Regions from separate parts of the Mus musculus genome. Here regions 2 and 3 are each linked to region 1. A link is a loop called in an ENCODE intact Hi-C map of the cell type or tissue named here. Cell type or tissue: heart. All regions are shown on one strand. Each heading gives the region's core, and the rest is flanking DNA. Links, peaks and the distances in the headings are about the cores only.

What was found. Peaks named below come from ENCODE experiments on the same cell type or tissue, not always from the same donor. Only the 100,000 strongest peaks of a DNase experiment are listed, where the experiment ranks them.
Region 2: a loop joins it to region 1, with 2.2 times the contacts of the local background. A loop is called at or near these places in 5 of 42 quality-filtered maps.
Region 3: a loop joins it to region 1, with 4 times the contacts of the local background. A loop is called at or near these places in 4 of 42 quality-filtered maps.

Annotation. Positions count from the first base shown.
Region 1 is chr19:38,813,591-38,824,031 of GRCm38, forward strand. It overlaps Noc3l (NOC3 like DNA replication regulator), which reads right to left and starts at 5,647. Exons shown (of 21, transcript NM_021315.2): 1 at 5,503-5,647; 2 at 4,348-4,555; 3 at 1,993-2,125; 4 at 1,096-1,253; 5 at 491-544. The coding sequence starts at 5,511. In heart, for the core only: a CTCF peak has its summit at 5,702 (motif pointing left); a DNase peak (open chromatin) is centred at 5,651; H3K4me3 peaks cover 1,852 bases; H3K27ac peaks cover 2,365 bases.
Region 2 is chr19:38,911,092-38,921,532 of GRCm38, forward strand. It overlaps Tbc1d12 (TBC1D12: TBC1 domain family, member 12), which reads left to right. Exons shown (of 13, transcript NM_145952.4): 8 at 1-4; 9 at 2,100-2,171; 10 at 2,838-2,966; 11 at 3,213-3,322; 12 at 5,521-5,779; 13 at 6,780-8,579. The coding sequence ends at 6,848. Among named protein-coding and RNA genes, the nearest start is that of Hells, 15 kb to the right of the region's middle. In heart, for the core only: a CTCF peak has its summit at 4,800 (motif pointing left); no DNase peak of the experiment used is centred there.
Region 3 is chr19:38,895,489-38,905,929 of GRCm38, forward strand. It overlaps Tbc1d12 (TBC1D12: TBC1 domain family, member 12), which reads left to right. Exons shown (of 13, transcript NM_145952.4): 4 at 499-581; 5 at 3,381-3,498; 6 at 5,821-5,927. Among named protein-coding and RNA genes, the nearest start is that of Hells, 30 kb to the right of the region's middle. In heart, for the core only: a CTCF peak has its summit at 5,879 (motif pointing left); no DNase peak of the experiment used is centred there.

The sequences.
Region 1 (10,441 bases), core at 986-8,985:
TAGAGCCGGGCTTGGTGGCGCACGCCTTTAGTCCCAGCACTTGGGAGGCAGAGGCAGGCGAATTTCTGAGTTCGAGGCCAGCCTGGTCTACAGAGTGAGTTCCAGGACAGCCAGGGCTACACAGAGAAACCCTGTCCCGAAAAACCAAAAAAAAAAAAGAAAAAGAAAAAGTTTAAGTCCTTCTCTTATAATTAAAAGGATTCAAACAGTAACAATTATAAGTCTTCATGTTTGCCTCACCACTGAAAAAACTGTTCACATTTTTCCACAATAAAAAGTATATCAATGTGAAGCAAATAAATTAATTCATTAATTTAAAAAAAGCCTATCATATTCCACAAGGTGAGCCTTTCAAACACAGGAAGCGGGCTGTGGAGCAGTGCTCTACGGTGCCCACTCTCAGTACACTGCCTAACTAACATTACCTCCACTCATCATGCCGAGAGCAATCCGAGCTAACCATTTGTCAGACAGAGGCGCGTCTCATTACCTTCCTCATCTTCCAGCTCTTCCTCAGCCTCCTCTTCTTGCTGCACGTCAGTGACTATGGGACAGATTTACATATCAAAGCCATGACAACATTCCGTGGTAAAACAAAAACTGAGACATGAGCTGAGCCGCGGTTACCACAGATCTCAGGATGCCCTATCAGTGAGTGACTGAGGGAGGAAGCACCAACAAAGCTGCTCCGAGGCGGCTGGCGGGTTTTGGGTTTTGCCTTGATGGAGTTTCATGAGTACCTGCTTTGCTATAAATCCCTATAACTTTGTCTTTGATTTTTGCCCTTTTCTGTTCTGTTTCACAAAAACATTTTCTCCTTCTTTCTCTACCTCTGTCCCATGCCCTCCCCTCTTTGAAGAGATAGCCACCCAAACCTTGTAGCTCTAGTTGCAGTCCTAATGCAACAGGTATCTGAAGGAACTGTGACCCCGCCAGCATCGCCGGGCTGCTATATGCTAATGGCAGCTACTCTTATTCTGTAAGTATGACTAACCGCTAAAATATAATTAAACTTTGAATAAATAAATAAATAAAAGTAACCGTGCTCTATTAGTGAAAACTCGGTGTAACTAGGAAGCCAGGCACGCGGCTCACCCGGCTTCTCCCGAGCCTGAGGGATGATGCCACTCTTGTCCTTGATAGGGAGCAGGTGAATCAACTCCTTCTCCGGTGCGGTTTGCAGAGTTCTTGGCACTTTTTCATATTTCTCTATCACACTCTCATGCTTTCGTTTCTTGATATGGACTGGTTCACTGCAGAAAAAAAAAGCCCAGTTTCAGTTTTGAAGGGTACTGTCCTAGTTGGGTCTCTACTGCGGTAATAAGCATCGGAAACCGAGGGTTTATTTCATCTTACAATTGTCCATCACGAAGGGCAGGGACTCAAGGAAGGAACTGAAGCAGAAGCTATGGCAGAGCAGTGCTTACCAGCTTGCTCAGTTTTTCTAACAATGCCCGGGATCACGGACCAAGGGATGGCACTGCCTACCGTGGGCTGGGTTCTTCCACATCAAATTTCAATCAAGAAAATGTCCCACAGGCTCGCCCTCTTGACAAACCTCAATCTCCAAAAGTATTTACATTATGATTTATAACAGTAGCAAAGTTAGTTGTGAAGTAACAACAGACGTGATTTTATGGATGGGGGCCACACCACAGCACGAGGAACTGTGTTACAGGGCCGCATGAGGAAGGCTAAGAATCACTGCTGTAAGTCAATCTGATGAAACATTTTCTCTTCTCTCCTTTCAGATTACTTTAACTATCATTTAGAAAGTCTGCTGTAAACCAGGCATATAATCCCAGCACGCTGAAGGCTGAGGCAGGAGGACCATCAGTCATAGTACACACACTGGGCTCCAGAGTGAGAACAGGAGTCTCGTATGTATTAGGGCCTGGGTGATGTTCAGAAACCACGAGGAAAAAAACAAAAACAAAAACAGAACCACACTTACAACTTTGTAATTCAGTCATAACTCAGATGAACTATTACCTAGAAGAGAGATCTCTTGTGAGAAAAGATGCCTTTTGTCCTAAATCCTTCATCAGCTGTAGGTCATCCTCGTCCATCATATCCAAAGGCAGGGCTTCTTCCTCCTCGTCCTCCTCCCTCTCCATCCTTTTAACTGCTCCACCAAAAAGAAAAACACAAGTATTAGAACTGTGCATTTTCCTACTCTATCTATTACCTGCTCTCCCCGCAGTACTCCCAATGAAGGCTGGGTGACAAGCACCTAGCATCTTCGTATCTCTGATTCCTGAAATCTAAAAGTAAATGTTTCCATGCATTCTGAACTGTCTCTGGGCATCTGAGAGCCAATGGCTGAGTCCACTGGCACCTTCTCACCTCCAGTGACTTTTGCTCCATTTCATCTGTCATCTCCAAAGGCCAGGTCCAAGCCTGGATGCTCACTCTGACTGCAAGCGTCTGTCCTCACAGTGTCATTCAGTTAATTCCAGGGCACTGTCTTACTGACTACGGATAGAGAGCTTTATTCCTTCAACCACTTGCTGTCCTATACACCAGTGCTCTCCTTTTACTCCCTTGCTTAGACTGCACGGTAACACCTCACCCAGCCTCCTGCTAACACACTTACACTGCATGGTAACACCTCACCCAGCCTCCTGCTAACACACTGAGACTGCACAGTAACACCTCACCCAGCCTCCTGCTAACACACTTACACTGTATGGTAACACCTCGCCCAGCCTCCTGCTAGCACACTTACACTGCATGGTAACACCTCACCCAGCCTCCTGCTAACACACTTACACTGCATGGGTGACACCTCACCCAGCCTCCTGCTAACACACTTACACTGCATGGTAACACCTCACCCACCCTCCTGCTAACACACTCAGACTGCATGGTAACACCTCACCCAGCCTCCTGCTAACACACTCAGACTGCATGGTGACACCTCACCCACCCTCCTGCTAACACACTCAGACTGCATGGTAACACCTCACCCACCCTCCTGCTAACACACTCAGCAACTTTTCCTTCTACATTTAAGTTACTCATGTCTATCAAAACCCCAGCCTCACTCGAGTCATTCGAACTCTATCCGCTCATTGTTCCTGTTCCTCTTAACTCGACTCTTTATTTTTACATAAATACACATAATTATATATTAAAAAACAGTAACAACTAAGTGTCCCAACCCCTTTTGAGTGCAGAAGAGTCAACTGTGAACAAAACACTCTTACTGTCTTCCCTAACAAAGCTCACCTTCCTCGTAGCACTAAGACTGATAAACACTGCATAGAAGAAAACCCCTAATCTAAACTAATAATCCACTCCTCAAACCAGAAACTTGGTGTGTTTGTTGATCAGCTTTTCCTCTTCCACTGAATCCCCTTTTTCTCTGTCGTCACACTTCTAACTCCCTCACCTGCCTCGTTTCTCCGTCATCCAAGGACCTGGCCTCCCACTTTAGTAGAAAAAAGTCCTTCAATATTTTCATATCAAATTCAACAGCGTTTGCACCTGCCTTTTTCTTATATTCCTCCCTCTCTGGCAACTTCACTTAGATTCTAAGTTGCAAAAATAAAGAAATCTTTTGCTTTTCTTTTATTAAGGAGCTATTAGCATATTACACCTTTCAGATTGTAAAACTTAGAAGAGATCTCTGAAAGTATCTAACCAGCTAACTCATTGTTCCTTGATTGGAGATTGAGTGACCAACCAAGACTACATAGCTAGCAACAAAAACCAAGAGAAGATTTTTTTATTCCTGATTCCCAATCAAATGATCACTACCCATCACGATAATGCTGCATTTGGGTCAGACTGCATGGAGGTTAAGAGAAGGAGAGATGGCTATAGAACAATGAACAGTTACATCAGCTAGAGAACTGTCCTGACTTTAAAATGATCATATTTTTCTGTTTTGAGGAGCTGGGGTCCTTAGATGGTTCTACAAAACAACCGAGACTATTACAGCTGAACTTCACCCCAAGTGTACAAGGAGAAAGAAAACCACAAGTTTAGAAAAGGAAATACCTACTGGCAGCATGGTGAAGAATGGAGCAAAACCAAGCAGGCTAACCACGGCTAACTCTCAGTGGATGGGAAGCCGGCAGCCCTGATGCGTGTCCCGAAATTTACACAGCTGCTCTGAGCATCCCCCAAGTACATTTTCAGATCTGCTGTCTATGCCAACGAAAAGGAGAAGCTAGTTTTCTCACAGGGCATATGGTCTTGCATTGTTTTCTCATACTTACTGTGGTAAAGCATAAAAGACCTTACCTAGACCTACAAGGATCTGAACACAGGACAAGTGGACACTAGAAAACAAGTCACTTCCATGGAGAACATTCCAGCGTAAGTGAACACTTTCGTTACCTGGCCGTTTGCTCTTTGGGTCCTCCAGCGGAATGGGTTTTTTAGACACAGCATCTTTTACAGCTTGCCTTAGTTTCCTCTGCTCTTTTCGGTACTTCTTGATGGTACTTTGTTGTTTAAATTGCTTATTTTTCAATTTGTTTTCAAGTTTCACTTTACTAGTTTTTATCAACTTGCGAAAGCTTGGGACCTGCTTTTTATTTCTTCTCTAGAAAACAACAACAGAAGAGACACTACAACTAAGAAATTCTGATTATTTTTAAAATCAGGTGAAGGAAAACTCTTTATAGATTAAATAAAGCAAATTTCAAAACTGTCTCACAACCACGGGTCCTGTGTAAGAACTAAAAACCAATGCACGGCAGTAAGCAATCCTACAGAATGGCACTAGAGCATCAGTTGCTCCACACGGGATTTCCCTGTGATCTGAATCTAGTCTCTCACGTGTGCAATCTGAAAGCAAAACATTATGAATCTCTTCTCTGTGGCAAACGGTCATTCAAGGCTAGTCTAACACTGGTACGGCAACACATTCAGAGCAAAATAATGGATGCCTTTAGCAACTGACATTCATTTGTCGGTTTATTATTTACAAAGCACTCACACTTCCCAACACCCTAAATAATAATAATCCTCACGTCATTCATAAAGAAGCGAAGGTTACAGAAGTTATTCCAGCGCTCTCGCTGGTAAGTGCTTTGTAATCCAAATCCCAAGGCTACTTCTAAATTCCCTCTCCATCTGGGAAAAATCACCAGCCTTCCTATCACCTTACACTTTAAGGAGGAAACAGGCTCTCTTCGGGTTCAGTGTCTCACAAAACAGGTTCAAGGAACTTTAGACTTGCTTCTCGTGTGTATAAGATTCGAGAGACAGTTTGGAAAACCCTTCAGTCTGACACCATTCGGTGGCAGGGCCCGGTGCTGGCCTCGCATCTGCAGCCTGAGGTCGTGCTTGGGCGTAGTGGGCGAGGAAGCAAAAGCCCCAGTAATGACCCAAAGTGGATGGAGCATAGATCGGCTAGGGAGCACCAAGTTAGGCCACCGCCCCCTATACCAGACTCAAAACCTAAGGGAAAGATAAGCCAGGCAGAGGGAGACCCTGTCAACCCAAGCAGCCACAACTCCCGGGGGCCGGGGTTCGGACAGCACTTACCGCCTTCATCCTTAGGCCTGCGAGGAGTACCACAGACAAGATCACTCGGACAGAGGAACACGCAGGAGCCGGGTGGAAAAGACACACGTGCACTGAGCGCAACCTTTCCCAAACCGGAAGACGCTTTCAGCCTCTCCCCCTTTCTGCCGCCGGAAACGGGAGGCGGGACTTCCTCTTCGGGCGGCGGTGCGTGCGCCCCCTGGTGGCTCTGGTCCCGGGCTCAGTCTCTCACGGACTGACCCTTGTGAGAATCGCTGAGGCTGAAGAGTGGGCGAGTGGGCGTCCCAGCTGAAGGACTCAAGCAGGTTCCCGCCCGGATTCCTTTTCAGTCCTGGAGAAGACAAAAGACGAGGGCTTGGCGGTTTTGATCGCCGGCGTCTTGTGGCTCCGCCTGTTGCGGGTACTTCGTCTTCTGGATCTTCTAGAGGGCAACCGCAGCTTCTTTATTGGAAGCCATCCCTCCACAGGCACTGGGGCTTTGAACCGAATGATGAAAGATCTCTCACCACCTTCCACCAACCGAAAGTCCACACTTAAGTTTAGGCGTGGTGGAGCACGTCTTTAATCCCAGCACTGGGAGGTAGAGGCAGGTGGATCACTGTGAGTTCGAGGCCCGGTCTACAGAGCCTAGTCTACCCAGTGTAGTCCCTGTCTAGAGAAAAAGTCTATGGTTTTACTGTGGAATCGTTTTTTCTTTGGGTTTAACCATTATATGATAAAGTACTATATTGGTGAGACTTGCAGAATTAGGATTCTGTTACCTTTTTGGTAAAGATACTATCTGACTGAATCGTTAACTCTTCCAGGAAGATTTAAGCATCGCAAGAATGTGTATTTTAAGTACTTGTCTCCCAAAGACCTTTTCCTAAATTAAAAAACAGAATAAAACACTGGGCAGGAGAAGTGGTTCAGTGTTTAAGAGTGCTTGCTGCTCCTCCAGAAAGTCCCGGATTCTATTCCCAGCACATCCATCTCTGAGGACCTCTTCTGACCTCCTCAGGCAGGCACTCACCCACACATATATACAAACAAAATAATAAATTATAAAAAACAATAAAAATAAAAAGTTAATCACAAAGATGAACTTGAGGCTATTAAAGGTTTTTTAAAAAAAAAAAGAAAGAAAGAAAGAAAGAAAGGAAGAAAGAAAAAGAAAAAGAGACGCCGTTGTTATTTGACTGACCCTCAACTCAATATGCTCCTGTCTCAGTTTCCCAAGTACTAATTATAGAGTCACCATGCCCAGGGTTAAGTATATCGTTCTTGAGCACAGCCCTGACATTGTTGGCCTCACAGTTCTGAGCTGGTGAGATAAGCCAGAAGAAACCCAGGGGCCACTGAGATCATGAACAGTGGTAATCTTACAAAGACTAGTCCTTTCTGCTTTTCACCTCAGAGAAAAATGCCTTCTATCTGGCATCGTCTTTCCACCTCCCTTCTAACTTTCTCCCTGTTCTCTCTCCTTCCACACCCTGTCTTGGAAACAGCAGAGCCTGTCTCACTGTTAGATTACTTCATCACACTAATTGGAAACATCAGCCTGTGCTCTTTCTTACCAAGCCTGTGGCTGAATTCCTTCCCAAACATATCAACAGTTACTCCCACTTCTTCAGCTTGCATCTGGTTGTTCCAAGGATGAGGTATCCCCATTTCTATTCAAAACTAACCCCATGTTTCTTGCTCTTTGGTCAATCATCTTGCCCTCTGCCTTTCCCTAACATTTCCTTCCCAGTTAGCCTATCCCCGTAGAGCTTTTCACTATTTTTTTCTAGTGATGTTTTCTCCTTTTAATTCTTGTTGTGACTTTCTCTTTCCAAGGAAAAATCATCATTGTGTTTCCACTTCCTCTCCTCTGTCATAACCAACCCTGCGCTAGCCTTTTATGTATGAGTGTTTGCCTACTTGTATGCATGTGCACCACGTTCGCCTGGTACAGGTCAGGAGAGGGTGTCAAATCCCTTAGAACTGGAGTTAGGGATGGTCGTGAGCAACCAAATGGCTTCTGGGAATTGAACCCTATGTCTCTGCTCTAGACCACTGAGCTATTTCTCCAGCCCCCTATGCTAGGTTTTTGTTGTTTTTAATAAAAAGGAACTTCATCTTATTCTTTGCCCATTTTATACTTAAATTTATAATCAAGTCAAATCTTTGGGTCATGTTAAAACAGCTTGTTGCCACACACAGTCTCCTGTCTTGAAATCCAACAGCTTTTTGTTTGAAAGCAAGTTTGAAAGTGGAAGCTTTCATGATCCCTGCTGACTTAGTGCAATTGGCTTCTTGATCCTGTGCACTGCAGTTTATCATCAATTTAGCTAACCAGCTCTTAAGCCTAATTTATGCTTGCTTGTCTTCTTGGCTTACTCTAAACTTTTCTGAATACAGGTTAGCAGGGATCAATGGGCTATGCCAAACAGTACTGAAAGAGTTGTACTGAGAGATTCCAGTGAGTCCTTTGGGGAGATAGGTTCACCCATCTGAATCTTCCTGTGATCGTCCATTGAAGCTGGTCATAGGAAGATAACCAAATTGTAGTTTTCTCCTAAGTGTATCCAGTGTTTCCCATCTTTAGCCTCTCTGTGTTACTTGGCTACATTTGATGCTGCTTTTTCTTCTGTCTTCTCTTTCTCCCCTCCCCCCACACCCCCTCTCTGCATTAGAATGTGGATGCCCTTGGCTCTCCCAGCCATTTCTTCCTCAGGATCTTCTATTCTCTCTCAAGCTTCTTCAATGTAGGAGGTATTCTTTGCAGCACTATTCATTATAGCCAAATTATGAAATCAGCCCAGCTGATCATTGAATGAATGGATAAAGAAGATGTAACTGAGACTAGTGGCACAGATCTATTATCCCACCTACTCAAGAAGATCAGGCAAGATTGTCACAAGTTCAAGGACAGCCTTGATAACTTTATGAAACTTCTCCAAAATTTCTGTTTAAGGTTTGTTTATTAAATGTATGTACATATGTGTATATGCCTGATGTCTGTTGGTGCCCCTGGGGTCCAGAAGAAGGAGTCAGATTTCCCTGGAGATGGAGTTACAGCTGATTTTGAGTCACCAGACATGAGTACTGAGAAATGAATTCTGCCCCTATGGAAGAACAACAAGCACTCTTACCCCTAAAGCCATCCTCCAGTCTCATGTCTCAAAAAAAATCTTAAAGTAAAAAGAGTATTGGATATATAACTTAGTGGAACAGTCCTTTCCTAGCACATGTAAGATGTAAGGCCCTAGGCTTAATACTCAATATCACACATACATACATACATACACACACATACACACACACCACAGAAAGAAAGAAAGAAAGAAAGAAAGAAAGAAAGAAAGAAAGAAAGGAAGGAAGAAAGGAAGGAAGGAAGAAAGAAAGAGAAAGAGAAAAGGAAAAAACAAAATGTATATGGAACAATGTTCAGGTATGAGGAATGAAATTATGGGCCTGAAGAGATGGCTCAATAGATAAGAGCCCAGACTGTTCTTCCAGAGAACCTGGGCTCAATTTTCAGCACCTACATGGGAGCTCCCGTCTGTCTCTAACTCGTGTTTTAGGGGATCTAAGACACATACACATAAAATAAAAAGAAATATTTTTTAAAATTGAAGGAATGAAATTATATTATTTGCAGTAAAATGGTTGGAACTGGAGATCATCATATTAAAATTGGGTGTGCTCAGAAAAATATCATTTTTTTTCACATATTTAGAATCTTGAGTTTTAAGGCATTAAAGTAGAATTAAGATGAGTTGGGAGGGATGGAAAGGCTAAAGGAGCAAGTAGTGTAAAGTGTGCTGTATCCATGTGTGAAATGTCGGAATGAAGCTGATCATTTTGTACAAATCATGAACCTTAGTAAAAATAAGGTAGAGATTCCAGCATCCACCAAGGGGGTCAGAAATCAGAAACCAAAACTCCCCTCAGTGATGCTGGTTACAAAGTTCTGGTCTCTGAAACTATGAGAGAATTACTTTCTATTGCTTTAAGTCACCAAGTTTGAGGTAATTTGTTAGAGCAGCCAAGGAAGACTAATAACGCTAATATTTCTGCCAATGCCCTTGGAGATAGGACAATACTTCATCGCACGAAGGTTCATGAAACGATTGAGCTCAATCTACAAGCAGCCCACTCACAATCACACTATCAGGGTCCTTCTCTTTCTGGTCTCACTTTTATATCCTGTAATAATTAGTGGCTCCTGGACTTACCTTCAAAAAAATTATTTACACTCAAATGCTGTATTCTTTCCAGCATTACTTAGGTTACAAGTCTAAAATCAAGGCATTGACATAGTCGGTTCCTTCTTAAGGACCTCTGTTCTCTCATTTCTGACACTTCGGACATTCTGTAACAGTTAGCAACCCTTGACAGCTTTTGGCTTGTGGATACTCCAGGCTCTGCCTCCATCTTTATTTAACATTTTCCCTTTGTCTCTGTGCCTTCAGATGGCTGTCTTCCCTTATAACACTTAATTGGATTAAGGGCACAACCTAATGACCTGAAATTAAATAGGTTATCTCTGCCAAAGCCCTATTTCTAAGAAAGGTTACATTCTTAGGTACGTCCATTTAGAATTGTTAACATCTAGTGTTATTCTCCCCTTATCTGCAGAGGATGTATTTCAAAACCAGAAATCAAAGATATTATTGAGCCCTAAGTAGGTTTTCCCTATGAAGACATAAGGATTATTAGCTGTGCACACAAGGAAAATAACAGAATAACTAATAACATATTAGAACAAGTATAACAATGTGCTGTCATAAAAATTATATGAATATCATCTCTGAAGTGGGAGGAAAAACTACAGATGACGGTAAACTGCTGTGTCCTCTCTGCGAGAGGGAGGACATTTCATGCTATAACTAAAACCATTTTTATGATTTCTCATATATCTGCCTTGCATACTGACCTTCCCACCATCCCTGAACCCTTCACTTTCCCCACA
Region 2 (10,441 bases), core at 1,373-9,372, 98 kb after region 1:
GAAGGTGAGGTTTTCTAATCAGTTTTTAACTACTGTTTATTCTTTCAACACTCAGTGGTACAAATTCTATAAATCTATAGGCACTATTTTTATTTTATTTTATATTTAATTTTTTGGGACAGAGTCTCACAATTTAACCCTGGCTGGCTTGGAATTCCCTAATAGATCAGGCTGCTGTAGGAAACACAGAGATCCATCTGCCTCTGCCTTCCAAGTGCTGGGATTAAAGAAGTGAGTTACCATACCCAGCCAGGTATTACTATTTTTATAATATTTATTTTTATTTTATGTGCATTGGTGTTTTGCCTTTATGTATGTCTGTGTGAGGATGTTGGATCCCCTGGTACTGGTGTTATAGACACTTGTGAGCTGAGAATTGAACTCGGGACCTCTGGAAGAGCAGCTTGTGCTCTTAATCACTGAGCCGTCTCTCCAGCCCCCGGGGATTATTTTTTAAAAGAAAAAATATTTTAAAAATTTGAGAAGAGGCCAGGCATTGTGGTACATGGCTTTAATCTCAGCCTCGTCCACATAGAGTTCCAGCGCTCACAGCTATATAGTGACACTCTGCCTTAAAATACAAAAGAAACTTCTAGGGCTAGAAGAGTGGCTCAGTGATTAAGAGCATTACAACCGTCCCTGACTCCAGTGCCAGGGCATCTGACTCCCTCTTTTGACCTCGATGGGCACCAGGCACATGCATGTAGATAAAACACTCATATACATAAAGTAAAAGGAGTAAAATATTAAAAATTAAAAATAATTTGAGCTTTTATATAAAAATGCAAAACTAAAAATTAAGGAATTTGCTTTCTGTGGAATAAAATTTATTGTCATAACATATACTTGTTATGTAGTAGGCACTTTTTTATTATAGTGAATTTCTGTATTTGAATTATTAATGAATTTGCCTTACAAACTGTTAAAATATGAATACATTAGTTCTAAATTGTTTAGAATTACCACTGAATTAGCAAGAAATACTTTACTTTTATATATTTTTTTACAGGAATAGCTGGCTATCTTTAATTTTTATATACTAAGATGCTAATAAATAATTTATCTATAATAAAGGCCACGTGATTAATAGAAAGTTTTGCTATTGGGACCAGTGAGATAGTTCAGCAGGTCAAGGTGCTTGCTGCCAAAGTCTGACAACTTGAGGTTGAGGCTGAGAAACAGAAGTAGTGGAAGGAGAGACCCAGTCCCTGAACGTTGTCCTCTGACGTTCACATGCACACTGTGGCATGTGTGTACCTATATACACGCACAATAGGTAAATACATGGGAAAAAACCCACTGGAGCTAGAGGGATGGCTCAGCTCTTAAGAGCAATTGGTTGCTCTCTAGAGTACCTGGGTTCAGTTTCTGGCACCCTTGTGGCAGATCACAACCATCCATCAATTGTAGTTCCAGGGGATATAACACCACCATCTTCTGGCCTCCATCAGCATCACGCACGTACGCTGTACACAGATATATATTCAGGCAGAACATCCATATACATACATTTTAAAATTACTATTGATATTCAAATTATCTAACATAACTCAGGCTAAATAGTTGGCACTTTTATTAAAGACAGGGTCTTAGTATACAGCCTCAGCTATCTGGGGAATCACTGTGTCGATCATGTTGATCTCCAACTTGGTGATCCATCTGCTTTGCTGAGATTAAAGCCATGTGTGTCATGTCAGGCCTATGTTATTTTAATTTACTTTTCTGAAATTATATGACGTGAAATGGGCTTAGTATAATGACATGTGCAAGGCCCCAGTTTCAATACTCATGTGTACATAGCAAAAGGATTAAATGGAAAATTTTTATATTTATTATACCCTAGAAGTATTTAAAATAGTTTGCAAATTATATAAGTTGTATTCAAGTGAGTATATTTGACTTATTATTCAAGATCAAACTTTTATTACTTCTGAAAACATCTTGATAGAATACATTTAGAATATCTTTATAATGATTAAATGTGCTAAAACTGGTCATTTAGAGAATGCTACAGTTTTATAGTTTTTAATATTTTATGAGCATTAACCTAAAGATCTTTACTTAAAGTTTCAATTTTTATTCTTTTTTTTTTCCCTAAGGGTGGCCCATATCACGATGTTTTGCATAGTATCTTAGGGGCATATACATGTTACAGACCTGATGTTGGTTATGTAAGTATTTGTTTCCATCTGATTTTTACACATAAACATTGTATCTGTGCTCATCAGGACAGCTCTTTACAGCCACAGGTCAGTCTCTGCAGCCCTGACCTTTGAGCTGATGGGTTTACCTGAGGAGGAAGCTCCGGGTCTTTTGCCCCCTGCTTAGGACGCCTGGCGGTCACGCTGCTCCGTGTGCTGGGTGCTGCATGATTCTTCTGTTCCTTCCACTCAGGCTTTGCTCAAGCCTCTTTTCATTTTGGATTCCCCCCTCATGTCTTTCTTGTGATTCCCCACAAATTCAGGCTCTTTTAAGCACAACAACTTCTTTTTTTTGACTTTTAGTATTCTATCTTAGAGACTTCCTTGCCTCTTCGTTCTTCATATGTTATAATGTGAAAACAACCACTTACGACATGAGAGCTACTTGGTACACTGAGATAGGCTCTTAGACCAAATAAAAGCTGGTTTAATTGTTTTCTGATTTATTAAATCCTATCAAATGAACAAATATAAAATTAGGGAAATTTACAGCCATTACAAGTTCATAGTAGTTGCTTTTACTGAGAAGAAAAACAAAATTGGTAAATTCTTCTTACTATCAGTTTGTAAATTTTGAGGAGGGTAGCTAGCACGTAGACTGATTTTAACCATTTTTACTTTTCCTTCCCTTTGAAGGTCCAGGGGATGTCCTTCATCGCAGCCGTTCTCATCCTCAATCTGGAGGAAGCAGACGCCTTCATTGCGTTCGCGAATCTCCTAAACAAGCCGTGCCAACTGGCCTTTTTCCGAGTGGATCACAGCATGGTATGAACATTTGGGATAGACTGTGTTTTCCTCATAAGTTTCTGTATTCTGAATGCCTGCTTAGAATAAAAAACATGAAGAAACTGAAGTAATCTAAGCAAATAGACAAAATTTTCATTGAATAACAATTTTAGAAAACTTGAAGCAACTCAAAAGAGTTGTTAATAAAATTTTCTATTAATATTAACACTTTCTCTTTCTGCCATAGATTATTTTGTAATTTTATTTATCTTTTTCTATGTATAGATGTTGAAGTATTTTGCAACATTTGAAGTATTCTTTGAGGAAAACCTATCCAAACTATTTCTTCATTTCAAGTCGTATAATCTGACACCAGATATATATTTGATAGATTGGTAAGTCACTAAGAAACATTAAATAAAATAAAAAGGAAATAGTGAATAACTTTCTCTGTTTTTTAGGAAATATAGTAAATATGCTAGGTGAGATTGACATATAAAAGGCACTTTTCCTTACGAATGAAAAAGTCCAAGGATGCATCTAAAAACGTAGACTGAAGCCAGGCTTGGTGGTGCACGCCTTCATTCCTAGTGCTTAGGAGGCAGACACCGGAGGATCTCTAAGTTCAAGGCCAGCCAGGTCTGCAAAGTGAGTTCCATGGCCAGAAGGAGAAATCCTGCCTTGAAAAACGAAACAAACAACATAGACTGGCTTGAAATTAGTTTCTTTCTTTCTTTCTTTTTTTTTTTTTTATTATAAAAGGGAATAGGGAAGAACCCGAAGACATTGCTCAGCTATTAAAAGGGCAAGCTACTCTTGCTGAGAACCTGAGTTCACCTCCCAGTACCTGGCTTGAGCAGCTTCACCATAGCCTGTAACTCCAGCTTCAGAGGATCAGAGACCTTCTGCCCTGTAGTCACATCACACACACACACACATACACGCACACACACGCACACGCGCGCGCGCGCGCACACACACACACAGACACACACACACACACACAGACACACACACACAGACACACACACGTCTTTTTTAAAATGAGCGAGGATAGGGAACTGGGCAGAGGGTCAGCATGGGAACGCACGTGCCACACAAACCTGACAGCCTGAGTTTGATCCCCAAACCTGTGTAAAAATCCAGCTGCAAGGCACATATCACAGCCTTTCAGTGGCCGTCTGGGAGGCAGAGACAGGAGAATCACGAGGAGGGAAGCTAGGCTGCTGTAATAAAGCATCAGAAGCAAGAGAGACTCTGCTTCCACAAGGTGCAAAGCAAGAGCCAACTCCCAGGAGTTGTTCTCTGACATCCATATTCACTATGGCAAATATATGCCAGCATGTACACACTCACACTCATGCACACACCCATGCAAGCATGCACACAAAGAAATACATATTCTTTTTTTTTAAGTAAAGAGTATAGAAATATCTTGAAATATAGTGAATTGTAGTAATGGATTAACTTATTTAATGCCTAGCATATACTAATATCTTAGAAAAAAGTAGTTGCCATTTATTCGTAACACAGCAAAGCTATATTATATGGTAGTATTTCTTTAATCAGAGATGTTTTTCAAAGCTTTATCAAAAGTTCTCAATTAGAAATGATTCCCTATTTAGATGCTAATATATATTTTCTTATTTCCTATATGTTCTGTTCTAATTCTGAGGATTTGTGTAGTAAGCAACAGCCAGTTGACTTTAGTATCATTGGTGAATTTTGATAAGAAGTGGAGAATTTGGGGCTGGAGAGATAGCTCAGTTGTTAACAGCACTGGCTGAAGCTGGGTTCAACTTCCAGCACCCTCAAAGTGGCTCGCTCACAACTGTAACTCCAATCCCAGGGAATTATTGGATGCCCTCTTCTGGTCTCCTCAGGTACTACATGCACAGGCACATCCAGGCAGACACATGATATTTAAAAAACAAAATTTTTTTAGTAGTTGTAAAGTTTTAATAAATTTTGAGTTAGGGCTTCTAGTTCAGCCTGGCCTTAAACTTCGTATGTAGCTGAGGATAGCGACACAATTCTGAACTTCACAGTCTGTCTCCCAAGCACTAGCGTCTCAGGCATGTGCTACCATATGCAGTTTACCCAGTTTATGCTGAGAGTAATACCCAGGTATCTTGCATGATGGGCAGTGCTCTCCCTCTGAACTCAGACTGGCTGTATGTTTTGATGGAAAAAATGAATAAGCAAATAATGACCCTGATCAAATATGATATCTTCCTAGTCATTTGGGCCTTTTCCTTTATCTTCCCTTCAGCAAGAGTAAATATTGTGCGCAGTCTCACATTAAAAAATTATACATTCAGACTCAAGCATTCTGGTTTCGGAGCCCCATGGCTCTAACCATTACACTATTTTACCCCCTCATTCCCACACCCCAGTTTATTCCAGACTATCTCCATGTAAGGTTCTAAATTTACTTAATGTCATTACTTACTGCTTAATTTATCACTATTCAAGTTTTGGGAAAAAAGTCTCAATGTATTTGTCCTCTTATCCCTGTATACTTCTTTTTCCCTCCTGATGCTTAATGAGTAAAGGAGTCCATGCTGAGTAACTGTTTTTTCCTTAACTCTAGGATCTTCACATTGTACAGCAAATCACTGCCACTTGATCTGGCTTGTCGAGTCTGGGATGTGTTTTGTAGAGATGGGGAGGAATTTTTATTTAGGACTGGATTAGGGATCCTCCGGCTATATGAAGATATACTCCTACAGATGGACTTTATTCATATAGCACAATTTCTTACCAAATTGCCAGAAGATATAACATCAGAAAAGCTTTTCAGCTGCATCGCAGCCATTCAGATGCAGAATAGCACCAAGAAATGGACTCAGGTAGAGTGACTTTATTTATTTTTAACTCTTAATTATCTGTGTTAAAATTATCTGTGGACTTTTGTAGAGCAGTTATCTGTATCACAAATGTTAGTAAAACTAAAAATAAATTTGGTTTTGAAATGGGATAATTTAAAATGGATTTCTCTCTTCTATGTACCTAAACTTATATCTTTACTTTACAAAGTTCTGCAGTATTGTAGTGAATTGACACCTACAGTAGTCAGCCTTCACCCGAGCAGACATGGGTGACTTTGAGATTTCAAGCAGGCACATGTTATAGTAAACACCTGCTGTGAGATGTCGAGGTGGGTCAAGGGCAAAGGTGCCTGTTGCCATGGGTGACAACAAGGATGAGATTATTCTCTGGGTGCCACACAACGGAAGGAGAGCACTGACCTCACACATGCACCATGCACAGGCATGCTGACACACACACACAAACCCAGGCAAGCAAGCACACAAACGTTAAAAACAAGAGGCCAACACCAAAAAGCCCTAGCTGCTGTGTACTAAAAACTTACAACGGAAAGAACCTAATGTATGATCCTGGCCTCTTGTTGTTTTGAGTCAGGGTCTCCTTTAACGGAGGCTTGACTTGATCTTATTGTGTAGCTGTAAGGATGACCTTTGTCTTAGTCAGTGCACTGTGCTGTGAGAGACACCGTGGCCACAGCACTTCATTGTGTCCTTGCTTACTTTGGTCCGTGATGTTGACGGTGGGGAGCATGGCAGCATTCAGTCAAAATAAAAAACCAGGTGATCTGGAGTCTGGGATGGGGGCCTGTGCCTGTAATCTCAGCAGTGAGGTGGCAGCAAACTCAGCCGTTCAGTCTCCTCTGCTGAGCAACAAGTTCAGTGCCAGTGTGGGCCATGTAGACCCTGTCCAGAGACCTTTAAAAAAGGTGGTCTGAGGACTTGAGGATGCTGGTATTTCAGAAAAGCTTTCTGTGTTTATGCCTCTGGTTATTTACATCTCTTTGTTTCATGCTATTTGCAGGTCTTTGCATCTGTAGCAAAGGACATTAAAGAAGGGGACAAGAACACCAGCCCTGCTCTGAAGAGCTAACCTTTGAGTTAGTGACAAACTGAAATGCAAAAGGTAGTTTTCGGGGAAAGTTTTCTCTTTCCTATGTAGATACCGTGAAGAAATGTCGGAGAGAAGAATCGGGACCTGGAAAAACTTCTGGGTTTAAATTCCACGGCTGAAGTAAATGAAACGCGTAATTTATTGACAGTATTAATAAAAAAGTACCTGTGGAGAGCCATTTTTCAGAGGAAAAGGCTTAGTTGGCTATTACATACTCCATAATTTGGAGTGAATACTTTAATGCAATAATTTTTTTTAAAAAAAATAGCTTCACAGAAACTTCAATTTTTATGTCGTTTCTTTTTTAACAATTAACTACAAATGCACTTCTGGAGTCAGAATAGGATTGCTAAATCCTACTTTAGTCTCCAAAAATGATAGAACACATGTATTATCTCCAGTTCTGAGCTTGGGAAGATATTCTAGACCAGTAGTAAGCAACTGAGTCGTAAGTTCCGTCCGCCACTGGAGCTCTTGCCTGCCTTGCTCGCAGGCCAGGGAGGTCCGCATCCTCGAGAACTGGAACACTGGTGGACATGATTGCCTGTTTTGCTTATGGAGTTTCCCACAGTGTTGTGTCCCCTTGGTTTTTGAAGAGAAATCTTTCTCTAAGTAATTTCTATCACAAAAGAATTTTCGCCTTATTGTTTCTTGTCTGCAAATTGTTATGTAGTAACTTAACATTAAAAAAACTAGGTAACTGGTAGAAAGGAAGATCTTTTTGCACTTTAGAGGACTGAAGACTTGACTTTGAGAATAAGAATAAGAAAGCAATGAATTCTAAGAGTTCGAGATAACACACTACTTACAAGACTTGAATTTTTTAGTTAAAATCCATGTTCTATCTATAGAAACAAATTTTATTAATTTCAGTTTGAAATTTAAAACTTTATATAGCTAAGTCTAAGACTTGTGAAACTCTATGCATATTTTTTTCTAATTGATGGGAATAATAGTAAAAGTAATTTTACCTTTTTTCTTAGTCTAATGGCATCTCAGATAAACTATTAATCATTGGTAAATTGACATTAAATTTATTACTCTTAATTTCTTAACCTAACCTAAATCATTTGAGTATTATGGTTAATATCAGTATAAAATACTATTTGGTTATTGATTAGATTTATACTGTTCTGATGTTGCAATTTGGTTTGAAACAACATAGAAGCACACATTTCTGTTAGTAGTGGACATACATATATATAGTCTTTAGACTAACAAGCCAGAGATTCTTCCTTATTGGATAATAAACTGCCTTAGGAGTATGGGACCAGAGGAAGTGCATATATTTTTACCCTATGGGTTGATCATTCTAGCCTCAGGAACCCTGTAGAATTAACTCCTGTCATAGGGGCTAGCTCAGTGAAACTGGTAGTATAATAAAACAGTGAGGGAGTTTCTAGAGTCTTAATAGGTTCTAGCATGAGGACTATCCCTTAATATTGGTGTCTCTCATAAAAGGCACATAACCTCCGGGAGTAATCTCATTGAATTTATATTACTTGGCCTAGATTTAATCTTATTTTCATGTATTAGTTTGCTAAGGTGGTCCTACACTCTGCATTTCTTTCCCTTATTTTTTTTATTGTACAGTTTCTTTACCTACCAAGTATAAATGTGTATATAAAATGTAAATACAAGAAATTCACTAAAATCCACTAGTAACAATTACTATGAAAAATAAAACTTGTACACAGAATTATGAGAAAATGAGTCTTCATTACTTTGGTGCCTTCAGGTTTAGTCAACATCTAGAAAAAAAGGAATAACTTTTTTTGTGGGGGTGCTCAGATTTCTCCTCTAAGGAATCTATGAGATAGTCAGTGCTTTGAGCCTTTCAGAGCAGCTGACATACTATACTGTTGTATGTTCATTCCCTTTGGGTCACGTAAATAGGCAATAATGTGATTAGTCATGTGACCCCACACAGCATCCATCCATCCATCCATCCATCCATCCATCCATCCATCCATCCATCAATCTGCGACAAGGTATCTATGTATCCCTGGCTGGGCTGACCTAGAACTCACTATGTATACCACTCTGGCCCCCAACTCAAAGAGATTAAGGATGTGTGCCACATCTAGCTGACAGAAATATATTGGGGGTGGCACTGGTGCTCTTAACCATCTCTCTAGCCTCTATGTGTGTTTTCTTATGTTGATCTTTTTTGTTGCAGCTGCAACTTGAATTAAGAATGGAGATAAAGGGCACCCTTACCTCATTCCTGGTATTAGAGGAAATGCTTTCATGCTTTCCCTATATATCAGTATTATCAGTCATCACGATCTGGCTTTGAGTTGGCTTGTATTTGAAGAATTTTTTGTGTGTGTACATGTATGTTTTTATGTATACAAGTTCACTGCAAATTCAAGGCCAACCTGGTCTATATGATGTCTTCCAGGCCAGCCAGGACTATATACTAAACTCTGTTTCAACAAACAAGTATTTCAAAAATACTTTTCTATTCCTGTGACAAAACACCACAATCAAAGCAAATGATAAAAGAATGCATTTAATTTGGGACTTATTGTTCAGAGAGTGAGTCCATGAACATGACAGGGAGCTTGGCAGTAGGCAGGCCAGCATGATGCTGGAGAAGTATATTAGTCAGGATTCTCTAGAGTTACAGAGCTCATGGAATGTCTCTGTATATTTAAAGGAATTTATTGGAATGACTTATAGTCTGCAGTCCAACTAATCCAATAGTGGGCAGCTGTGAGTGGGAAGTCCAACAGTCTAGTAGTTGCTCAGTCCCATGAGGCTAGGTGTTTCCGCTTGTCTTCTGTATAAGCTGGAATCCTGAAGAAGGTTCCAATAGATGTGCTGGCAAGTAAGTGCAAGCAGGCAAAGAAGAATGAAACCTTCCTTTTTCCAGTGTCCTTATGTAGGCCTCCAACAGAAGATATGGCCCAGATTAAACGTGTGTACTACCATGCCTGGGTTTGGAACTTTCTTTTCCCCAGGATGACTTTAAACTCAGAGATCTGCTTGCCTCTGTCTCCTAGGATTAAAGGCATGTACTACCTTTTCTGGGCCTAAGCTTTTCATGGCCACCATTCCTCAAGATCTGGATCAAAAGCATGTGTCATCTCATGTCAAGGTCTGAGTCAAAAGCCTGTGTCTTGAGACTGGAAGCAGCCTCAAGATCTAGATCACAGGTTTGCTCTCCACTTCTGGATTGTAGTTCATTACAGATATAGTCAAGTTGACAACCAGAAATAGCCACCACAAGCAGTACATTAGAGCTTACCTACATCTTGTCTCCAACCATGAGACAGACGGCTGGGGAGGAAGTAAGGGATCAAGAGAAAGGAATGGATGGATGGATGGATAGATAGATAGATAGATAGATAGATAGATAGATAGATAGATAGATGATAGAGCAAGCTAGGTAGCTAACAGCTAACTGGGAATAGCATGCATAGGGTTTTGAAGCCTCAAAGACTGCCTGACACACCTCCTTTAACAAAATCACACCTCCTAATCCTTCCCAAACAGTCCAAATATGGGGACCACGTATGCAAATATAAGGGTCTATGGGACAGTTTTCATTCAGTCTGTCTTCAGAT
Region 3 (10,441 bases), core at 1,369-9,368, 82 kb after region 1:
AGAGGTCCTGAGTTCAATTCCCAGAAACCACATGGTGGCTCACAACCATCTGTAATGGGATCTAATGCCCTCTTCTGGTGTGTCTGAAGTGTACTCATTCTCATTCATACACACACACACACACACACATATACACACACATAAAATTTTTGAAAAATACATAAACTCAAACTCAGGCATACATACTTACATACAATATATGTTTAAATGTATAAACGTAAACTATATGCACACACAATAAATACAAGGAATCTGAATTCTGAGTTTGTTTTGAAATGCAGAGTTGCTTTTAAGCTTTCATTTGCCTTTTGTTTGTTGCTAGAGAGAGACCAGGCTGACCTCAGCCTGAGTGCTGGGATTAAAGGTCTGAGCCACTGTGTCGGCTCATTCACATTTTCTCTGAAAGTAAATTTAGTTTAGCAACACTTTTTGTAACTGGTTCTAAAAAGGTTCCAAATTAAGAGTTTTTAAAATTTTTAATTGTCTTTTCTACAAAAGGAATCTTCCTGCGAAATCTGTGGAAGAAGCGCTGCGTCACCGGCAGGAGTATGATGAGATGGTGGCCGAAGCTAAAAAACGAGGTACATTTGAATTACAGTGTGACGTTAATTTGTAGATTTTAACTATTTCATTTTATTAAAATAATTCTTATTTTTCTCTAGCATTTTTTTATAATTTAGGTTTATTTTAGGGTTTGTTGTTTGTTTTTAATTTTTTGAGACCGAGTCTCACTATGAAGCCATCTGCCCTTGAGCTCATCATAAATTTCAGGACTCTAGGGGAGTGGGGGGGGGAGTGTATTGGGGACTTTTTGGATAGCATTGGAAATGTAAATGAGGAAAATACCTAATTAAAAAAAAAATTCAGGACTCACCCTCTGTAGTTCTGGGATCGTAGGCGTGAACCGCCATGCCCAGACCTGGTTTTTCTTTTCTTTTCCTTTCTATTAAAGAGGACTATAAAGATGTTATTCGTGAGCCTTATTCCTAGCACTTCATTTTTAGAGTGTTTAGACTTTAGGTCTTTTACATTTAATAATTTTTATGCAATAGCAATCAGTCTTCTGGTGTTAGTTATAGTTTTCTAATTTACTGTCAAAATATAGTTTGAAGCCAAATTTTGCTTTTATAATTAGTAAAGTCTATCTAAAATCTCAGTGCTGTCACTGAGTTAGGTTTATAAATACTCTCATTAGCACAAATCATAGTTTTATTCATTCTCTTTTCCTCCTGTCCTCCCGCCAAATACATATAAGTTTACTTTAACACTATACAGAATATGTGCTGACCATCATTAGTTTAGGACAAATACTCATTTTTATAAATATGTATTTCTAATATATTTTTGAAATATTTATTTTGTATATATTTTAAGATGAAATTTATTAACTGATTTTTTCTTTGACTTGAGCAAGTGGAGTATGTTATAGTAGCATACAGCTCTGCTTTGTGCTGCTATTTCCTAAGTAACGTGTCTTTAATGTTACAGTAAACATGAGGTATATAAAAGTCCAGTTACAGCCTTCTAAAATTCCTAGTTATTTGAACACTGGCTAAGTTTATTTTAATGCATAGAATTAAAAATACTTCTTGAGTTCAAGGCCAGCATGGTCTACAGAGTAAGTTCTAGGATAGCCAGGGCTACACAGGTTTTGAAAAAAACAAACAAAAAACCCAACCAAACCTGTTTTGGAAAAAAAAAAAAAGGAAAAAAAATTTTTTTAGCATAGCCAGAAAGCTTTTATTTACTATTTTATTATTTGGCTAATATTTATTGAGAAGTAGATGGCACATGGTATAATAGAAATAATAAGATGTTGGGCATCCCAATGTTTTAGGCTTAATCCAATGATGTGTGGTTTCTGACTGTGGTACTCTGAGTATGCCCACTGTGCATCCTTATCTGTAAACTGGAAGTAGGTGACTAGGTTAGGCTTCTAACCTCTTGTTTAATGCTTCTTTCTTAAAGACATCTTACATATATAATCTGGATACATAAAACAGCGGTGTACAGCAAGTGCTTGGCTTCTTGTTTGCCCTTTGAGTCACATTCAGAGACACACATGAAACACAAAGTTTGGCTAGCTAATCTACAAGTTCTTATTGGTTCTAGCATTTTTTTTTTTAAATAACTTTTTGGTTGTTGGTTTGGTTTGATTTGGTTTGCTTTTTTTTTTTTTTTTTTTTTTTTTTTGAAACAGGGTTTCTTTCTCTGTGTAGCCCTAGCTATTCTGGAACTCACTCTGTAGTCTATGCTGGCCTTGAACTCACAGAGATCAACCTGCCTCTGCCTCCTGAGTGCTGCGATTAAAGATGTGTGTTACCATCATCTGGTTTTATAACTTTTGAGAAAGATCCCACTTTTCTTTATGTTTGAGGCAGCTTTTGTTCCAAAATTGTGACCTCTAAATTCAGAGGTATGTCATTTTTGTTTGTTGAGAACATTTTATTTTGACCTAATTAGTAAAATAAAACACCATACTAAAAGGTGTTTATATAATAATAGTGTCATTGGCAACATCATTTAAAATATATTGTTTATGTTGAGATTAATAATCCATTGTATGAAAAGTGGCCCTTGGTTAATTGCCTGCAGTTTTTATTGTAATTATTTCATCAACAGATTTTATTTTATAGATGAAGTAAACAACTGTGTAATATAAGCAGCCAGGCATGGTGGTGCACACCCGCACTCCCAGCCCTAGGAGGCAGTGGTAGGAGGCGGATGAGGAAGTATGTGTGAGGACAACCTGGTGTACAGATTGAATTCCAGGCTATCCCAGAAGAGACCCTGCCATACCTTACAGCCTGGAGAGAGTGCCTGCCTAGTGTAGGCCAAGTCCTGGCTTAGAGCCTCAGTATTGCATAAGCCAGGGGTGGTGGCACACATCTTTATCCCCACATTGGGAGGTAGAAGCAGGGTTATCAGTAGTTCAGGGTTATTCTAGCTTCATAACAAGCCCAGCCTGGCCTACTTGAGACTGCCTGAAAAAAATAAAGGATATAAAAGAGAGAAGAAGGAGAAGAAAGATGTATAGACCAGCCAGTTAGCATAGGACCTTGTCTAGATTAAACCAAAGCGAAAAACAAAGCAACAACAACAACAGCCAGAAAGAAAGAAGCAGCAGAGCAATTCACTGGCCATTGTTTAAAATTGATTTTGCCCTTTATCCCATTACTTTTATAAGATAGAAGATACTTTAAAATGATGTTAGACAGGGCTTTGTGTTTCTTCTTTTTCTCCCCCTTTCTTTTTTTTTTTTTTTTTTCTTTTTTACTATGAGAAGGTCCTTCTTGAATCCTTATAGATTTAAGGTACAGAAGGAAGGGATTTTGGTCTAGCTCATTTATATTGAAATAATTCTTACTTGTTCAAAACAGAAATTAAAGAAGCACATAAAAGAAAAAGAATAATGAAAGAACGATTTAAGCAGGAAGAAAGCATTGCAAGTGCAATGGTAATTTGGATCAATGAAATACTGCCCAATTGGGAAGTAATGTAAGTAAGCAGATTTCTCCAGAGTCTAGTGTGTCTCCAATAGTTCATCTTTTCCAAGTCTGTATTATCACTTCTCAGCATGGAGCTTATGCTGTGGTTAAATTATGCTATTAACCATTGCCCGAAACTCATGTCTTTCTCTACACTCTCCTGAGCTCCTGTCTCTAACGCATACTTTTCTCCCTGACCATCCTCTGTGCTGTCAACATCTTACCTGCTCTCTGAAACCCATGGAATGACTCAGGAAACCTTTACTCTTCTAAATTACCATTTTTCCTAATTCTAATACAACACTAATTATAAAACATTCATTACTGGAAGGACTCATTACATAGAGAAATATAAGGTACATTTATCAGATGTTGAAAAGTGTTTCTAAAGTTGAGTATGGTTGCGTGCCTGTAATTCCAGAAACCTGGAAGCTGAGATGGGAGGAATTCAATACCGGCCTGGATAATAATGAGTTCCAGATCAGCCAAAACCACATAGAGAGACAGTGTCTACAAATAAATAGATATATGAAAAGAAAGAAAGAATGTAAAAAACAATAAAACATTTTTAAATGCTGTTCTCTTAACTAAGAAACCATGTGAACTATGGTCTTTGCCCTGTAAAAGTCGTATGTCACCTTGAGGCTAGTATTCTTGCTTTTCCTGCCCCCGTTTTGGTCTCTTCTTTTTTTTTTCTTTTGGTTTTTTGAGACAGGGTTTCTCTGTATAGCCCTGGCTATTCTGGAACTCACTTTGTAGACCAGGCTGGCCTCAAACTCAGAAATCCGCCTGCCTCTGCCTCCTGAGTGCTGGGATTAAAGGCGTGTGCCTTAATTACACCCGGCTTGGTCTCTTCTTTCTTGACAATATTTCTACATAGGTTTTATCTTCCTTGTGGACAAAAGGGTTGAAGGATGCATTCTACAATGTATGTAGGGCATACATTGACAATGTGTTAATTGTTAGCAATGTGACAGACACACAGTAGTCCTTCTTATCCAGGCTCATTGTGTGAAGATTCAGTTGCCTGTAGTCTAAAAATGGAAAATTAGCTAATTACATATAAATAAAAACGTCTAGAAATTCAGAGTTTTAAATTGTGTGTTCTTCTGAGACGCCCAGTGAAGTCTGTGCTGAGCCTGTCTCCTGGCCATAAATCCTCCTTTGTCCTACCTTGCCACATGGTGCCCTTACTCACTCAGTGGCACTTCAGTTACCAGAGCTGCTGTTATCTGTTGCAGAGCTTCTGTTAAGTTAAGTTCTTTTACCTATGAAACACTAGCTGGGTCAACATTGTCAAAGGTAGCTGTAAAGTACTTCCTTTAAGCAGAAAAACTAGAAGTGCCCTATTTTGCGTGAGTGAGTGAATGAGAGGGAGTATATTTACATAGCACACATAGTATATCCTTTTAATTCTATTCTCATTGTTAACTTTTGTTTATCTCTTATATCCAAGTTACAAATTCATTTTTAACATAGATATAGTTGTGTAAGGAAATTGGTAGCTTGGTATTATTTGTGGCTTTAGAGTTTAGAATATATTCCCTGTATAAGAAACTATGAGGGCTGGAGCACTGACTGCTCTTCCAGAGGTCCTGAGTTCAATTCCCAGCAACCACATGGTGGCTCACAACCATCTGTAATGGGATCTGGTGCCCTCTTCTGGTGTGTCTGAAGATAGTGACAGTGTATTCACATACATGAAATAAATAAATAAATAAATAGTTTTTTTTAAAAAAGAAACTATGATGTTACATTGTCTACATTAAGTAATTTATATTTGGATCTCAGTACTTTTATAAGGCATTTATATTTTTACTCACATTTATCTTACTCAAGGTCATTCAGTGCAATATTAGAGGTGCTAAGAGATTTGCTCGAGTTTATACAATGTGTGGTTGAACTAGATTTGAATCTAGGCCTGATTCTCAAGCTTATACTCCTTTTAATGACCTACTGTTCCGTAAAGCCTAGGGCCTTACCCAGGCCTTACTCATAGTAGGTTCTTTGTGATTTTAGTTTTGTTACTGAATTGGCAGAACATTTATGTCCTTTTAATTTTTAATAATTGTCCATATGGTTCTGATTTTCTGATGACATCTTTAGTATAAGTAACACCTGTCAGAGGCTGTTCTCCTTAATTACCCTTAGCCCATCTCTAAGGTCTTCCATGGCCCATAGGCATGAACTCAAAGGGAAGAATGCGTTACATACTTAACACTTTAAGTCCTTAAAAATCATCTGATCACTTGGCCATAGGTAAGCCATCACGCAACTAGTGTTTTTGGTACAGAAAGTAACGTTTTCCTTTTTTCTCCTCCTTTAATTCTAGGCGTAGTACCAGAAGAGTTCGAGAATTGTGGTGGCAGGGATTGCCCCCTAGTGTCCGTGGGAAAGTTTGGAGTCTAGCTGTAGGAAATGAACTAAATATCACTCCTGGTTTGTATTCTATGTTCAGTTATTCCCTCACACAAATATCATCTCCAGAGTTTTATTAATCATATTAGTAGAGTTGCCATTTTAAAAACACTACCATACCTTTCACTTTCAGAGCATGCCTCATGCCCTCCCAGACTTTGTAATAGCTAATGAGTCTTTAATAAATTATATATATGATTTGTGGGCTTTTTTAAAGCTAGTGAGTGTCTGTGCAGCGAGCAGTGAGTGCACAGAGGAGAGGCGACTCTAGTGCCTGGAGGGACGGCTTCTCTGTGCTCAAACAATGAACAGTGTCCTGAGGGAACTTGATTTTTTTTTTTCCTGCTGAATGTTTAATAAGTTCTTTGAGAGTTTGGAGTTTTTCCTTATTTTTTTAAGTTAATACAGTAAATGGGTTTGTTTCCCTGAGCAGCTTTGTTGTGTGTGTATGTTGTTTAGATTTTACTTTTCCAGACGTGATGTTTAGCCAGACATGATGGCTCAGTGTATACTCACAGCGCTTGGCAGGCTTGGCAGCTCTGCAGCAGTTTGGAGTCCAGCCAGGCTGCATAGCGTATTGGAGGCTGGACTAGGCTATGGTGGCTATAGAAACTGTGTCAGAAAACCCAACAGTGATGCTAGTGATAATAATGAGAAAGTTTAGAAAGGAATGATAAAATTTTAAAGGAATTATCTGATTTTCTTAAGTTTATTTGATGAATTAAAGAAAAAGTTTAAATAAAATAATATAAATAAAATAATTAAAAAATTGGACATGACACATGCTGTAATTTTTTTCTGCACACAGTTCTATTTTATTATGACAAAGATGAATAGGATCTAAAAACTCATGTAAAGTTTTTTTTTCCTTTTTTTTTTTTAAATTCTGAAACATGGCTATAATCTTATGGCTGTAATCTCAGCACACAAGACTATTCTATACTACATAGTTGGAAGGCTACATAAAATTATCTCAGAATTGACACCAGTCAGCCTGAGTGATAGTGTTAAAGCAGACAGTTAACACCACAGGTTACTTTGACCTATAATAGCAGAAGGAATATATTGTCTGGCTAGGGGTTTAACACTGTAAGTATTTACCTAGCACAAATGTGGCTCTGGGCTTGGTCCCCAGTGTTGCATAAACCAGGAGGTGGAGACAGTAGGCCCACAAGTTCAAGGTCATCCTTAGCTACTTAATGGATTAAAGATCAGTTTGGAACAATAATGATAATAAAGAACTTCAGTGACTGTGGAGGGGTGGAATCTGTGCAGGCCCAGAGACAAGTTATCTTTAGCTCCTTCAAGTGGTCATTAACTGCTACTTGAGGCCATTTACTGCCGTCTGTGACCTATCATCTTTGTGATTGTTAGGTAAATCCTTTGGAATACATGAACAGATCCCAACTCATCCTGACTTGAGTTGTTGGCTAAGCAGCATCCTCACGGCAAACGCTGGGAACGTCAGATAGCATCCGAGGTCTATAGCAGAGGTTCCCCACTTTGCTTCAACCTGCACTCCTGTGCCTATCAATAAATTTGAAAAGTACCAAAAAAAAAAATCAGTTTGGGCTACATAAAGCATTTTCTCAAGAAAAAAGAAGAAAGAAAAGAAAAGAAGCCAGGCAGTGGTGGCGCATGCCTTTAATCCCAGCACTCGGGAGGCAGAGGCAGGCGGATTTCTGAGTTCGAGGCCAGCCTGGTCTACAGAGTGAGTTCCAGGACAGCCAGGGCTACACAGAGAAACTCTGTCTTGAAAATCCAAAAACAAACAAACAAAAAAGAAAAAAAAAAAAAAGAAAGAGAAAAGAAGGAAGAAAGGAAGGAAGGAAGGAAGAGAAAAAGAGAAGTAAAGAATATAGTTACTGTTTTTTTTTTAAGATTTATTTATTTTATATGACCACACTATAGCTGTCTTCAGACGCACCAGAAGAGGCCATCAGATCCCATTACAGATGGTTGTGAGCCACCATGTGGTTACAGGGAATTGAATTCAGAACCTCTCGAAGAGCAGTCAGTGCTCTTAACTGCTGTTTCTTCAGCCCAGTTACTGGTGCATTTTTAACCTGTTCTCTATAAGCACTACACACGCAAGGTGTACACATGGACAGGCAGAGCACCCAGGACCCATACACATTAAAAAACAGACAGCTTTTAGAGGGCTGGCGAGATGGCTTATCCAGTAAAAGGTGCTTTCTATGAAGCATGATAATTTCCATACCTAGGGCCCACAGGGAGAGAACCTGGTCCCACAAGTTTTCCTCTGACCTTCACACATACCCTTGTTCCATCCAAATAATGGAATAATTTTTAAAAACTTCAAGAAATAGATTTTAATGTCCTTAGCATAGTGGCATAGGCCTATAATTCAAGCCATGGAGGTTGAGGCAGAAAAATTGCAAATTGAAGACCTGTAGAGGTTACAGAGTGAGTTTGAGGCCAGCCTGGGAAACTAAGATAAATCCTGTAGATAAATAGAAGCTGGACATGTGGTGTAAGCCTTTAATCTTAGCATTCAGGAGGCAGAGACAGGCAGAGCTTTACGTTTTCCAGGTCAGCCTGGACTACAAAGTGAGAACCTGTCTGAAAACAACAGTAACCTCAAAAAAACCCAAACAACAGCAACAAAACAAAACAGAAAACCCCAAGCAGACCAGGCTCTGTGGAAGAGGGCTTACCTCCCAAGGCCTATCAAAGCTGGAAGCTCATTTCCTACTGTACTGAAAGAAAGAAAAACAGAAAAGGCTGGTGGCACATTGTATAGTTTAGTGATAGGGCACCTGCTTGGCATATTCACCTTAAAGTATAGTAGACTTTCTGTGACGTAATATATTTAAATAAGACACAGGTTTCTAATGATTTCAGTGGAACAGCTTAAAAGAAAATGGTTTTCTTGTAGATTTAAACAGCAACTGACCGGTGGTTATTTGAAATTTTGTTTTATTTTTAAATGATCTTGTTGTTGCTGATAAAGTTGGCTTTAGAATGGGGTGGTATAGCTCACTTGGTAACTTAGAACGTGAGGTTGTATGACAGTGAAACAAATGTCACAGTGCCGACATATTGAGATTTGCAGTATGACAAGTCACTCACTTCAGTGTAGTTTTAGGGTCTCTGTAGTAAATACTTATGTGTTGAAAATGAAATAGGAGGGCTGGTGAGATGGCTTAGTGGTTAAGAGCGCCGACTGCTCTTCCAAAGGTCCTGAGTTCAAATCCCAGCAACCACATGGTGGCTCACAACCATCCGTAACGAAATCTGATGCCCTCTTCTGGAGTGTCTGAAGGCAGCTATAGTGTACTTACATATAATAAATATATAAATTAAAAAAAAAAAAGAAAATGAAATAGGAAACTTGGCCGGGCATGGTGGCGCACGCCTTTAATCCCAGCACTCAGGTGGCAGAGGCAGAGGCAGAGGCAGGTGGATTTCTGAGTTCCAGGACAGCCTGGTCTACAGAGTGAGTTCCAGGACAGCCAGGGCTATACAGAGAAACCCTGTCTTGGAAAAAAAAAAAAAAAGAAATAGGAAACTCATTTCATTCTCTTTTCTTTTCGTGGGAAGCTCAATCTTATAACTTAGTAACTTTACATCCTAATAATTGATCCCTTATTTGAATTTTTTTAATCATACAATTTATAACAATAAATATTAGCTAGGAGTACAGGCTGTAAAGTTAGTCAGATAGGGTCACATCTGATTCTACCATGTATTAGATTATGACCTTGGGCAAACTGCTTACTGTCTATAAGTGCTTACTCTACAAGATATCTAGATATCTTTTTTTATTTGTAAAATGGAATCATTAGCCATACCAAAAATTTGTTTTGGTTATTTAAAATATGAGTATTTCTTGTGAAAGTGCTCTTTGTTGAATGTCTGAATAATTTTCCCAAAATCTGAGACTAAAATCCTGAAACCAGAGTGTTCTCCATTCAAGTATAAGACCCTGTCCTTGTCCTGTCTTTAGGCCTGATTCCACCCCTCCCTTTTTAGATTCTATGTGAAATTAACTGAGACAAAGGCCTTCTCTCTGAGGATATTATTTATGTCTTATAATTTCTCAAAAGGGAAGTTACTCTTTTGATTTTTTTTTAAAACGTGTTACCATATTTTTCTTAGTAGATGAGTTTTGTGGTTTCTCATGGATTTGTCAGCTAGAGCCTTCTCTTCTTTCAAGGCAATTTAAAACTTGGTTAAAGAGGGAAACTAACATGGAAACAGCTTGACATTTAGAAAAGTATATGCAGTTGATAATTGACAACCTCAAGCAATTATATACATACATTTTTAAATTGCAGTTGCCTCCTCTACCAAATCATTCAGGGATTTATACATAAGTAGTTTTAACTTTTTATTTCTTTTTTTTGTTTGTTTTTTTGAGACAGGGTTTCTCTGTATAGCTCTGGCTGTCCTGAAACTCACTCTGTAGACCAGGCCGGCCTGGAACTCAGAAATCCACCTGCCTCTGCCTCCCGAGTGCTGGGATTAAAGGCCTGCGCCACCACGCCCGGCAACTTTTTATTTCTTTTAAA